Regions from separate parts of the Homo sapiens genome. Here regions 2 and 3 are each linked to region 1. A link is a contact called in ENCODE Hi-C data. All regions are on one chromosome and are shown on one strand. Each heading gives the region's core, a stretch centred on a gene start or an enhancer-like site at or near the end of the contact. The rest is flanking DNA. Distances are from core to core; before and after follow the strand shown. Region 1 has its middle 64 kb from the start of RPS6KA2. Region 2 has its middle 110 kb from the start of RPS6KA2. Region 3 overlaps LOC107986671 (a long non-coding RNA gene).

Evidence for each region. Hi-C counts contacts between places; a loop is a spot of excess contacts on that map. Pooled maps may share reads with other maps.
Region 2: a loop to region 1 is called in a map of endothelial cell of umbilical vein, with 5 times the contacts of the local background. The contact joins two enhancer-like sites. A Hi-C loop is called at or near these places in 1 of 168 maps with a recorded cell type or tissue (endothelial cell of umbilical vein), 1 of 37 single-sample maps with no recorded cell type and 2 of 50 pooled maps.
Region 3: a map of endothelial cell of umbilical vein shows a loop between it and region 1 (4-fold over the local background). The contact joins two enhancer-like sites. A Hi-C loop is called at or near these places in 8 of 168 maps with a recorded cell type or tissue (cardiac septum, endothelial cell of umbilical vein, esophagus muscularis mucosa and 3 more) and 2 of 50 pooled maps.

Annotation. Positions count from the first base shown.
Region 1 is chr6:166,689,747-166,693,522 of GRCh38, forward strand. It overlaps a transcript of RPS6KA2 not described here. Among named protein-coding and RNA genes, the nearest start is that of RPS6KA2, 64 kb to the left of the region's middle. RefSeq lists an enhancer at 39-707. Within about 2 kb of position 1,550, at least 7 of the 41 ENCODE cell types and tissues checked have a DNase peak (open chromatin) inside an H3K27ac peak, as active enhancers do; they include endothelial cell of umbilical vein, where a contact is called at or near this core.
Region 2 is chr6:166,734,801-166,738,501 of GRCh38, forward strand. It overlaps a transcript of RPS6KA2 not described here. Among named protein-coding and RNA genes, the nearest start is that of RPS6KA2, 110 kb to the left of the region's middle. RefSeq lists an enhancer at 1,432-2,631. Within about 2 kb of position 1,996, at least 3 of the 41 ENCODE cell types and tissues checked have a DNase peak (open chromatin) inside an H3K27ac peak, as active enhancers do; they include endothelial cell of umbilical vein, where a contact is called at or near this core.
Region 3 is chr6:166,639,154-166,642,861 of GRCh38, forward strand. All of the region lies in intron 1 of LOC107986671 (a long non-coding RNA gene), which reads left to right. It also overlaps a transcript of RPS6KA2 not described here. Among named protein-coding and RNA genes, the nearest start is that of RPS6KA2, 14 kb to the left of the region's middle. Within about 2 kb of position 1,352, at least 10 of the 41 ENCODE cell types and tissues checked have a DNase peak (open chromatin) inside an H3K27ac peak, as active enhancers do; they include endothelial cell of umbilical vein, where a contact is called at or near this core.

The DNA.
Region 1 (3,776 bases), core at 300-2,799:
AACAAAACCATCCAACTGTAGCTGAGTGAAGACAGCACTGGTGGAAGCAGCTCTGTGCCCATGAGGGTTCTGCTCTGCAAGGCTCTGTGCACACACCGAGGACACCAGGACCAGAGAAAGCCACATGAAAGTTTTAATATTCGGCCCTCAGGCCAAGTGGCAGGAAGCAAAGCTGAGGCCCACCCACCTCACCAGGAGGCCTCTGGTCCTGCTGCTGTGGCCAAGGAGTCCACACTGCGTTCCCTCCCCAAGGAGGTGGCAGAGCTGCACGGTCCCGCAATCCCACCGCATGGCTCCGGTCTAGGGATTGGGTGAGGGGCTCTGGGAGCCCTGGAGGTGGCCTGTCAGGGGAAGGACCAAGCTGAGGGGTGGAGGGAGGAGGGTGAAGTGTGAGGCTGCTTTGGGACCACATCACAACCCACCAGTCTGACGTGAGCACCCAGCATTGGGGTGACGGGGTCTTTTCTCCCACAGCTTTTTCACATAAATCCACTGCTCTGGGAGGGGAGTGTCAAGCTGTCCTTACATCCAGAGTGAGTCCTTGAGGGCCACCACTGAGACCTGTTCATTCCACACCATCAGGGCTAAACTGGTCTATTCCTTGACAGAGCATCCTAGCCCCAGAGGCAATACGGAAATACAGACATGTCAGCACAGAAAGGCAACAGGATTCCCATCAAGTGTCTATCACAAGATCAGACAGTCTGAGCCACCTGCGTGGCTAGAATTATGTCTCAAGGTGCCAAACAGCTTTACACAGTTCTCGGGATTCTTCAAAGGGAGAAGAACTCCCTCTATGAGCTCGAAGACACGCGTCGGAACTCCAGGCGTCCTCTGACACCTCGATGCAGCTCCGTGAGCCTTGGTTTTCCTCTCTGTGGATGAGGACACATCCGCTCCCTGGGGGCAGGAGGGGACGGGGGCTCAGCTCTGCAGGTCCACAGTGAGACTCCCTGGGTTGCACTCCTCAAAGTCCCTTCCGCTAGATAAGCCTCAGTTTCCTCAGCTATAAAACGGACGTACACCATCTACTTAGCAAACACTGCCCCTGCACTGTGGCAAGTCTTAGAATTCTCATTTTTTCTCAGGGGAAATCTCTGACCACGGAGACCCTGAACAGGCATGCTGTGGACAGGTGTTTACAGGGCTTACTCTGTGGCATGCCATCTTGATTATAATGTTTTATAAAGGACATTAATTACATGAAAGCATTAAATAAATAATTAATGTGATCATCAACAGTAAACAGCATAATAATCAACAGCACACAGTCCATATAATATATTCTTGATGGTTTTAAACCATAACGAAAATAGAAAATGAAAAACTGTAGGTTCTAGAAGATTCAAGCGTTGCCAACTCATGCCGGGAGACCTGCGCTCTGTCATAATGTTGCTTCTCCTTTTATACCTGACTCTGCCATCTGATTGCCCTGAAAATTACGGCCCCGGGTTCTAGCCTCCACTAAGAGTGCTGCCAGGACTTGACCTCAGGAGTTCCTTGGATTCTTTCCTTCTCTGTTTTCACGGCCCGCATGCCAGGTTAGGCCCTCCTCATCTTATGACTCACTCATGCTATAACAACCTTCAAAACGATTTCCTGCTTTTAATCTCTCTCCACTCCAGTCCAGCCTGAGACCTGCCAGGCTATTCCCAAAATAACTCTTCTCGTGTGTCACTCCCTGCCCCAGGCGCCCGACACCTTCCCCGCCAAGCTCTCTGTTCCCCTGCTCCTGGCTCTCTCTCCTGCACACAAGCGCATCTCACCTCCCGGTTTTCAGGGTACTGTGCTCAGCCCGGGCCTCCCCTGCTGCCCTGTTAGAAGCCCTCCTCCCTCAGAGTCCAGGGAGCTCCGACCCTCTCCGTGATGTGTTCTTAACTTTACTCCACATTTTGACACGACTTACCTGCACCCCACCATTAGTACCATGCGTGCCATGACATATGTGACATTTTCTAAGGCCCCTATCTAAATATTTCATCTTCAAAAGGAGTGGAGGCTCCTTTGGTTTGAGGCAAAAGCATGTTACAAAAGAACAATGCTAACTAGATTGCAGGCATTTATGTAATTATCTATTTATCCATCTTCTATACCCTTACACGGGGAAAGGAAATGAGAAATTGAAATGCCAGCAAAAGAAAACAAAGACCAGAATGAGAGCTCAAGAAGCACGTGAGGCCGGGAGGAAGCCACACAGGCCACAGGCTCCTGGGCAGCTATTCCCCGTGTCCCAGGAGCAGTCACCCATCAGCTGAAATCCTCCCTCCCTCTGGAGTTAGTTACAGGTCAGGGCGTCCTGTGTTGGGGGAAAGAACTGCAGATTCACAAGCGTGCATTAAAATTAAATGACATGGAAGAGGAAGAAGCAGAGAAGTGGACGTGTGGGTTCTCCACCTCCCACAAGTGTCCCCTGTCAAGATTTGTTGTCTTGGGAAGATAAAATAAGGGAAGAACAGAAGAGTAAAAGGGATAAAGTGAGGCGATAGAGAGAAAAGAAAAGTAAGGAAAGAAGTAGTCAGAAAAAAATAAAAGAAGCAAACAGCGCTTATCCTCCTACCTCTGCTCAAGCTATAAACTAAAATCGCCCCCTACTGAATATATGCCCAAGAAGAAGATGCTGTGAGAAAAGTGTTCTGTCGAACCCAGGGACCAGCGTGTGCAGAGATGGACGATGGAAACCCAGCCATGGCAAACTCAAGGACAAGACAGAATAACACTGGACAGAGAGCAGACGCTCTGCTGAGCAGGAAACTTTTGCAAGCCAAAGTTTAAAGATACATAGGAACAAAGTAGAATAAAGTAGAATAAACAAGGACAGAAAACATGAGAAAATTGGATGCTAAAAAAACCTACTCTAAGCTGCATATTAAGTAAAATATTAAGAAATAAGGAAAAAAAAGTTACAAATGTCATCCGTTATTATGCCAAATAATAACTAACTGGCCTGTTTGGCTTCCAGAGCGGATCAGGAACCATCTTAAAAACAAAACCAAACAACACGGCAGGCTCCAAAGTGCTTTTTAACAAGGTAAACAAGGGTACTTACTAACAATATCCCATAGAACTTAGAGAAGGCTTGGCGGAGGAGAGAGAGCATGTCGCCTAAGTTAGAAATGATGACGATTTTGGCCAGGGAGCCACACTGTCTTTCTCTTCAAGCATGGAGCATCTCACTCCTCCACATTTCAGAGAGCAAACCTCCACGGGAGTATGTAAACATTCAGGCTAATTGTCACTCGGGATCATCCGAAACTCAGGAGAGGGCAAGAGGCAGTTGATTGCAGCAAGGATATGACAATGTCACTTTTAGTAACTGACTCAGTCCAACACCTCAGAGTCAAGTGCTTAATATAGGGCTACTCTTTCCGTTGGGTGGCAAGTTTAGCGAAATTGACCACCTGTTCCCTTGCAAGTCTGCCTGTCTCCAGCCTAAATCAGAAGGAGCACCTGGCACCGCAGCTCGCAGGAGGTGCTGCAGCGATTGGATTTTGCCTCCTATCACTGCCTGTGAAATCCAGATGTTCTGGGACCTTCTCCACTCCTGAGAAGGCTGCAGATCAAGCTGCTAAACACGCGGAAGTGATTCTTGTTGTTTTTAATATCCTTAGTTATGTGTCTTTTCTGGAGATTCTATTTTTGTAAGTTTAAAACTCTGGTTTCCTTGCACATCAGCAGGGCCTCTACTAAAGAAATGGAAAAAAGGAGCGTCTCAGCCGTGCACTCAGGGTCCTGCGCCTCCATCGCAAAGCCCCAGGAGGACTCCCTGTTCCATATTT
Region 2 (3,701 bases), core at 746-3,245, 46 kb after region 1:
GGGGGTACTTAAATATTTTATAAATTTGTCTCATAAAATGTTAAACATCCTCACCTTTACCATGACAGTGTTTTCACATACAGAATGAGAAAATATCACAGATTTTGAAAGTTCCTATCCTCTTGTTATGGCAATCAGTGAAACATTATTCAGTCAGAAAGAAGTCTCAGTTTAGAAACTGTAAACCTTTATGTCTATAGCCTTGCACTGCCACTGAATTTAGATCCAATTTCTGAATTATATCATTCACAAAAAGACCATCTTGGATTAAGTTTCCATCAAACTTGGAGAACTCTGAGAAGGCCCTAAGCGTGTCCATGCTGGAGAAGCTTTGGCAGGATAAGAAGAGCTGGAAGGGGCATCCTCCTGCCCAGCCACTCCGCTTCAGGCTGTGCTGCAGAGAAACTTCTGCACCCATCAACAAGGAAATATGTTTATAGCAATTATTTGCAAAAGCAAACAACGTGACACAAAACAAAACAAAAAACTGAAACAACGTGAACATCTATAGTAGGAATTGACAATACTCTCATGGCGGACTAGTCTCCATTTAGGGCAGCAGTCCCCAATCTTTTTGGCACCAGGGACTGGTTTTGTGGCAGATAATTTTCCATGGATGAGGGTGGGGGACAGTTTCAGGATGATTCAAGCACATGACATTTATTGTGTACTTTATTCCTATCCTTATTACACTGTAATATATCATGAAATAATTATAGAACTCACCATCATGTAGAATCAGTGGGAGTCCTAAGCTTGTTTTCCCGCAACTAAACGGTCTCATGTGGGGGTGATGGGAGATGGTGACAGATCATCGGGCATTAGATTCTCAGGAGCATGCAACCTAGATCCCTCGTGTGCACAGTTCACAATAGGGTTCAAGTTCCTATGAGAATCTAATGCTGCTGCTGACCTGATAGGAGGCAGAGCTCAGGCGATAATGCAACTGATGGGAAGCAGCTGTCAATACAGATGAAGCTTCGCTCACTCACCTGCCACTCACCTCCTGCTGTGTGGCCTAGTTCCTAACAGGACATGGTCTGTGGCCGAGGGGTTGAGGACTCCTGATTTAGGAAAACACTACAACAGACAGCTCTGAAAAGCTTCGTAAGAAAGAGGCAGCACACTGGGTGATTTATAGGTACAAATATGATCCAACTGAATAATGTACTCATTGTTAAAAATAGGTGTAGGTTCCCAAGTGATAAAGACCATGGTAAAATTTCTGGAACAGTCAGACCCCTCGACCAATGCAGAACAGCTGATTTTCTAGTTATTTATCACCTAAGTAAGGCTGAACATATACAAGTAAGTTGGACATAAAATCTACTTGTGTGATATTATCTGTTTCAACATCAGAAAATTATTGGGGCTTACAGAGCTGAGGACATTTGGACTTTATGTCTTACATGACAGAGTTGAAGTTATTTGTCTCAAAGTATATTCAATCCACTGGGTCATTTTGTTCTGCTCTTTCTTGGATGCTACTTCAAAGCAGTGATCTCCACTGAGATTTTCTCAAGAGTCCCGTGGCATCATTCTGTACAGCAGGGGCACACCGTAACTGTGTGTTGCCTGAAGACTATTCTCAGGTGATTTTCACATTAACCCTTTACTTCTGCCACCTTGCTATTTGCCACTTAGTGTCATTAACAGATTGGATTCCATAATGCTCCCCATGTCCTTTTCTTCCTATTCCTTTTGATTTCTCCAGTAAAATATATCCAAACTCAATGGAAGGTCACAAAATATCAAGATTCCATGTCTTAGGGAAAGTGAAGATCATTCCATTTTTTTTCCTGGCAACAAAAAACCCACTCCAAAGTGTGCAAAACTCTAAGATACCATCCACAGTTCATCCTGTCCAGACAGCGGGCCTGCATCCATGAGGCTGGCCGAGGGTCGCCACCCACCCCGCCCTGAAAGCTCTATGGCCTGTGTCAGTGTATCAGGAAGTGAGCTCTCCTCTCAGCTGGAAGCAGGAAGACCAGAGAGGCTGACTAATGATGGGAATTTCAGAGGGAGCCCGAGAAGCCTTTCTCTTCCAGTTGTAAAGTTCATGAATCACCATCCAGCTGCCAGTCATGATGGCAAGAGGAAATGAAAACAGAATATCTCCTAGCAGAATTGACAAAATGGGAAAATCCCTGAAGACATGTACTCCCAGAACCATAACCGATGCAGGGGGTGGGGAGGGAGGGGCTGGGAGGGGAGAAAAGGGGGCAGGAAGGGAAAGAGAGCGGCAAAGCGCATGGAGCCTACGCTTTTTTACAGACGCAAAAAGATAGATGCACATTCTTTGTCAACTGTCACAAACGAGGTCCTTGATTTTCAATTTCCTGCAATCCTGGCTAAGAGACACAATTTTTAAGACATTCCTCATCAGTTGCCAAATATTGATTATTCTCTGTTTAGTCTACAATGAACCAGATCACACTTGTAATATTATTTAGAAGCAAATAAATCTGCAAGGCTATTGGCGTCTCTCCCTAATAAATCGTGTGGCTGCCATGACCCTTCACCCCAGCGGCAGCCTGGTGTGATAATTGGTAGGTAACCAGTTTGCTTTTCACTCTAAAAAGTGCTTAATTGTCTCCCTTAGATTTGTAGGCATGCATAGCCAGACACCTCGAGAAATGACGCACGCCTTACTCATTTATAATCAGCATCAAGCAGACAGTGAAAAATCTATAAATTAGAGATAAGCATCACACTCCAGAGGCATTAAAGAGAATTCTAAACGTCTCCTTTGCAAATTGTTCAATTAAAAACAGAATGAGCTTTTTCACAGGAAACTACTACTGACTCCTTTTAAGCTTCTAAGACATTCACTGAGGGGCCCCTCCCAGCTTTCCAGGCTAACGTCCGGATAATCCCCCCAGGTACCTGGGCCATGGATCTAACTCCTGTGATGCTATAAAGGACTCTGGTGACGGTTCTGAACTTGACAAATGCCGTACCCAAAATAGTATATTCCCTGTTTAGACGAACTCTAAATTAAACTCAAATCCCTTTGGTTATTTTTAAATCTGTATTAGTTATTTTCTCATAAACAGAAATAACTTTGATTATGAAACGAAGCTATTTCTCATTGTGAAAGAAATAAAACATACAGAAAAGTATACAAAGTAAAATAAAAATGTCATGCCATCGCTCAGAGAGAATCCTTTTAATATTGTTTACATCCTCCTAGAATTTATATGCATTCATACCATATTGTATTCATTTTTAAATTAAAGTACTATTTTTGCTATATTACTGTCCCATGACCTGCCTTTTGCATTTAGTACATGTGGATATTTCTTCCCTATCAATGAACATATTGAATGCTAGTATTTTATTGTTAAATATTCCAATCCTGTATGAATGTACACATAGGTTATCTCCAGTTCATTATTATTATTTTAAATAAAATGACAGAAAGAGTAATTATAACTCAAACAGTCCTGAAAGCCACTGTTTTGGAGGAAGTCCTCCAACATTTGGAAACCCATCCAGTGAATTCCCCAGTTGGTTACCCAGTGGTCTGGAAGGCAGCAGGGAGGTGGCTGGGAAGTGGGGCTTTGAAGGAAGGCCTCGGGGGGATGGTCCAGGGAGAAGAAAAGGGTCTAAGGCCAAGAGCAGAGACCCTACAGCAGGAAGGCCAAGGTGGACCCTCAAAACAGAGGAATTCATCACAAGGACAAGGACCGAGAATCAGG
Region 3 (3,708 bases), core at 102-2,601, 51 kb before region 1:
GGCAGTCGACTCCCAAATATGAGAATTTGTATCTGAAAACTCCCCTATTCAACTGTATTGTCTTATGCAAGGCATAACCATGTGCCCCGCTGCCCAAACCAGAAGGTAAGACTTACCGTGACCTCCTGACACGTCCTTATTCCCTACGTCTCTAGTTACTGAGATTTGTCAACTGTGCCTTCTACATGTTTTCCCCGTCTTGCCTTCTTTCCAACCCTGCCCTCCATAACACAGCGTGGGTCCTCCTTAGCTCTTGCCAGAAAATAGTAATTACTGGCTAAAGGCTTTCCCTACAACCCACCTGTGGTCCTGCCACCAGCCTGATCCTTCTAGAAGCGAATCTGGTTCAGTTACCCCAGGGCATGCATAGCTCCAGAGCTTGGAAGCTTGGAAGCCCCAGACTCTGTTCTTCCTAGCCAGGCCTTCTTCCATGTTGCGTTTGCCTCTCCTCCTTCCTCCAGGGTGCAGTCTCTGCTCCTGCCCCGCTGACTTACTCCTAAGAAGATGAACTGTGGTGTCTCCGTGACATCATTCACGCAGTGGCCACGGCTGTCCTTCCTGCCCGCTCTGCCTCTGCCCACTGGCCACATCTCCTTCCAGCATCTTCCAGACCCAGCATTGCTCCAGGAAGCCACACCGAGATCACTCCACCCCACAGGCCCTGTTGGGGTCTCTCCTGGGTTCCTCTAGTTTGCTCACTGTGCTGTATTAAAACTTTGGGTTCCCCTCTCTCTCCCACCAATGTTAAACTACTTCAGAGAAGCAAGTGTCCGTAGCGTTCCATGCGTGTGTGTAAACAGACGTTACTAGGATTATTTTCAGTGGGTTGCTGATTAGGAAGAGCTTTGGTCTACATTATTATTTCTGTGACACATTTATCTACGAAAGAGACACAGCGAACCCCCTTATGCAGTGAAGATGGTGAGGCTCTAGGAGGTTAACACAGAAATAAGGGACTTTTCCAAGCCTATACATAAATTATAGAGGAATTCAAAAGGAAGGGAGTCAGCAGGAAAGAGGAAACAGGTTACAACTATAGCAGGAAGGATTTCTGTAGCTTAAAAAGGAAAAAAAAAACCCATCATAGAAAAATTTCTCAAGATCTGGCATGGGTACAAAAGAGAACATAAAATCTTTGCTAGATTTGTTTTAGCAAATTTTCATTGTTTAAAAATATTTCATAAACACCTATAGTATTTCAGGCACTAAATACCTCTACTAGAGATGAGAACTTGATGAACACGTAAAAGCCAGACAGGGGGAGCTGAGAATAGCCCGTGTGGCAGCCCCGGGAGAGGCGCGCCCTGTGGTGCGGTCTCCTCCTCCCCTCATCAGGGGAGCTCGGGAGGAAGCTGGGGCTGGGAGGCAGCACCGCCCTTCCCTGCTCCGCTGGGTTTTTCCCTGTTCTGGGCAACCTGCTGGGTCACGTATGTAGAGAGAGCCTTCCCGGAACACATGAGAATGCTAGATAAAACAAGGGGGAAATCTCTTCTAATGAAGTGTGGCTGGTCCGATAGTAAGCAGGGAAGAATAAACGCAGGCAAAAATGAGGATAAGGAGATATTGTGAGGTCGAGCACTGTTCTGAGCAGTGCCTGTCCTGCAGGCTTATGTGAGTCTCTGCCATCTAGACCAGAGGTTCAGTGGGGGGCCAAGCAGGGTGTGGGGGGTCGGATCCGAGTCGGCATTCCCATAGAGCAGACTCAACGGCGTGACCTTGGAAGAACCTCACTGTGAAGAAGGAGGCTTGCATCTTCAGGTGGGAGTGTGGCAAAGAGCAAGGGGTAAAAACTGCCCTCTCAGATTTCTTTAGCTCACACTTCAGCCAGTTGGAAGCCAAAATCCTCACTGCTAGTATGGCCTGAAAAACTCCAATCCAAACTTATAGTTTTTAGAGGTTCCAGATTGGTAGCACCCAGAGGACCAGGCAGAGGCAAATGTAAGTACAATCAGGAGGAACATGCTTTAAACACGTGTCACAGTTTAAACGGGAAATTTCTAAGGGGCATGAGCTCGCAAACATAAATCACTAAATAATCACAGATACAAACTGTGGGCAAGAGTCAGCAGAGACAACAAATTCCAAAATCAGACCTGTACAGATAGCAAAGGTTAGGAATTTGTATAAATAATATAAAATATGTGTCTTCAATACATTTGAAAAACAGCAAGGAAGGTTGAAGCATTACAAGAAAACAAGAGATTATAAAATGACCAAGCAGATTTGTAAAAATAAGTAAAACTTTAAAATTGAAACAGTAATAATTTAAATAAAAAATTCAATAGATTGGCCAGGTGTGGTGGCTCATGCTTATAATCCCAGCACTTTGGGAGGCTGAGGTGGGCGGATCACTTGAAGTCAGGAGTTCAAGACCAGCCTGGCCAACATGGCGAAACCCCATCTCTACTAAAAATACAAAAATCAGCCAGTGTAGTGGTGCATGCCTGTAATCCCAGCTACACGGACTGAGGCAGGAGAATAGTTTGAACCTGGGAGGCGGGGGGTGCAGTGAGCCGAGATCACACCACTGCACTCCAGCCTGGGTAAAAGAGTGAGACTCTGTCACAAAAAAAAAAAAAAAAAAAAAAAAAAAAAAAAAAAAAAAAAAAAATTCAATAGATCAATTAACAGCAGTTTGGGCAAAGTCCAACAAAGAGTTGGTAAAAGAGACGTTGGATCTGATGATAATTGAGAGAAAGACAGAAATACAGGAAATATGAAAGGGGGGTTAGGAAATATGGAAGATAGAAGGAGAAAAATCCAGCATGCCTCTGACTATTAGAATGAGACAGAAGAAACAAAGAAAAACAGAAAAGCACTATTCAAAGAGGTGAGGCAATACTGCAGAATTTTTCAGAGTAGATAAAATATACCGATCTTCATATTTATAAAGACCCCCAAAATCCCCAGGAGGATTCAATGAAAAGAAAATGATACCTAAATACATCATATTAAATATTTGAAATACCAAAAACCGAAAAAAAAAATCTCTCCAGAGCAACCAGAAGAAAAGACAACTTTTCTACAAATGAATGTTAATTACTGTCAGCTACCATCTCAACAGCAATATTGGAAGCTGAGAGAGTGGAATAATATATGCGATGTGCTAAGAGAAAATAACTTTAACCTTGAATTCTCTGTCCTACAAAAAAAAAATCTTTCACAAACAAGGACAAAACAAAGACATTTCCAAGTAAACAATCGAAGAAAATTCTCACTTCCAGTGAAATTGTGTGGGTAAAGCTAGACACACACGAGCTGCATGAAAGTAAATCATTTGTGTATTGTATAATTTGTGGACTTAAGTTGGAATTGATGTCTTAAATATGCTATTTAAAAATAGCATATACGGGACAGTGATCAGTTAAAACCTTCTAATGTTTTCATATTTTTCTGAAGATAAAGAGGCTTGATTACCTTTAGACAAAAATTCAATAGATTGGTTAAGCATACATGCTAAAGTTTCCAAAGCAATCAATTAAAGGAATATAAATCCAATGTGTAATTGCCAAACTAATAGAGGTCAAAGTATAGAACAAGAAAAAAATTTCAAATGATAGTAAGAAAGCAGGAAAAAAGACACCTGGAAAAAGCAGGATAAGTAAAAAAAATACCAACTGTTGGGAAGGGCCACCGCCATGGGTCCTGAGCGTCACTGCACCTTCTTGCTGAGTATGTGACGAATGTCAGGCACTGACCACTGTTAAC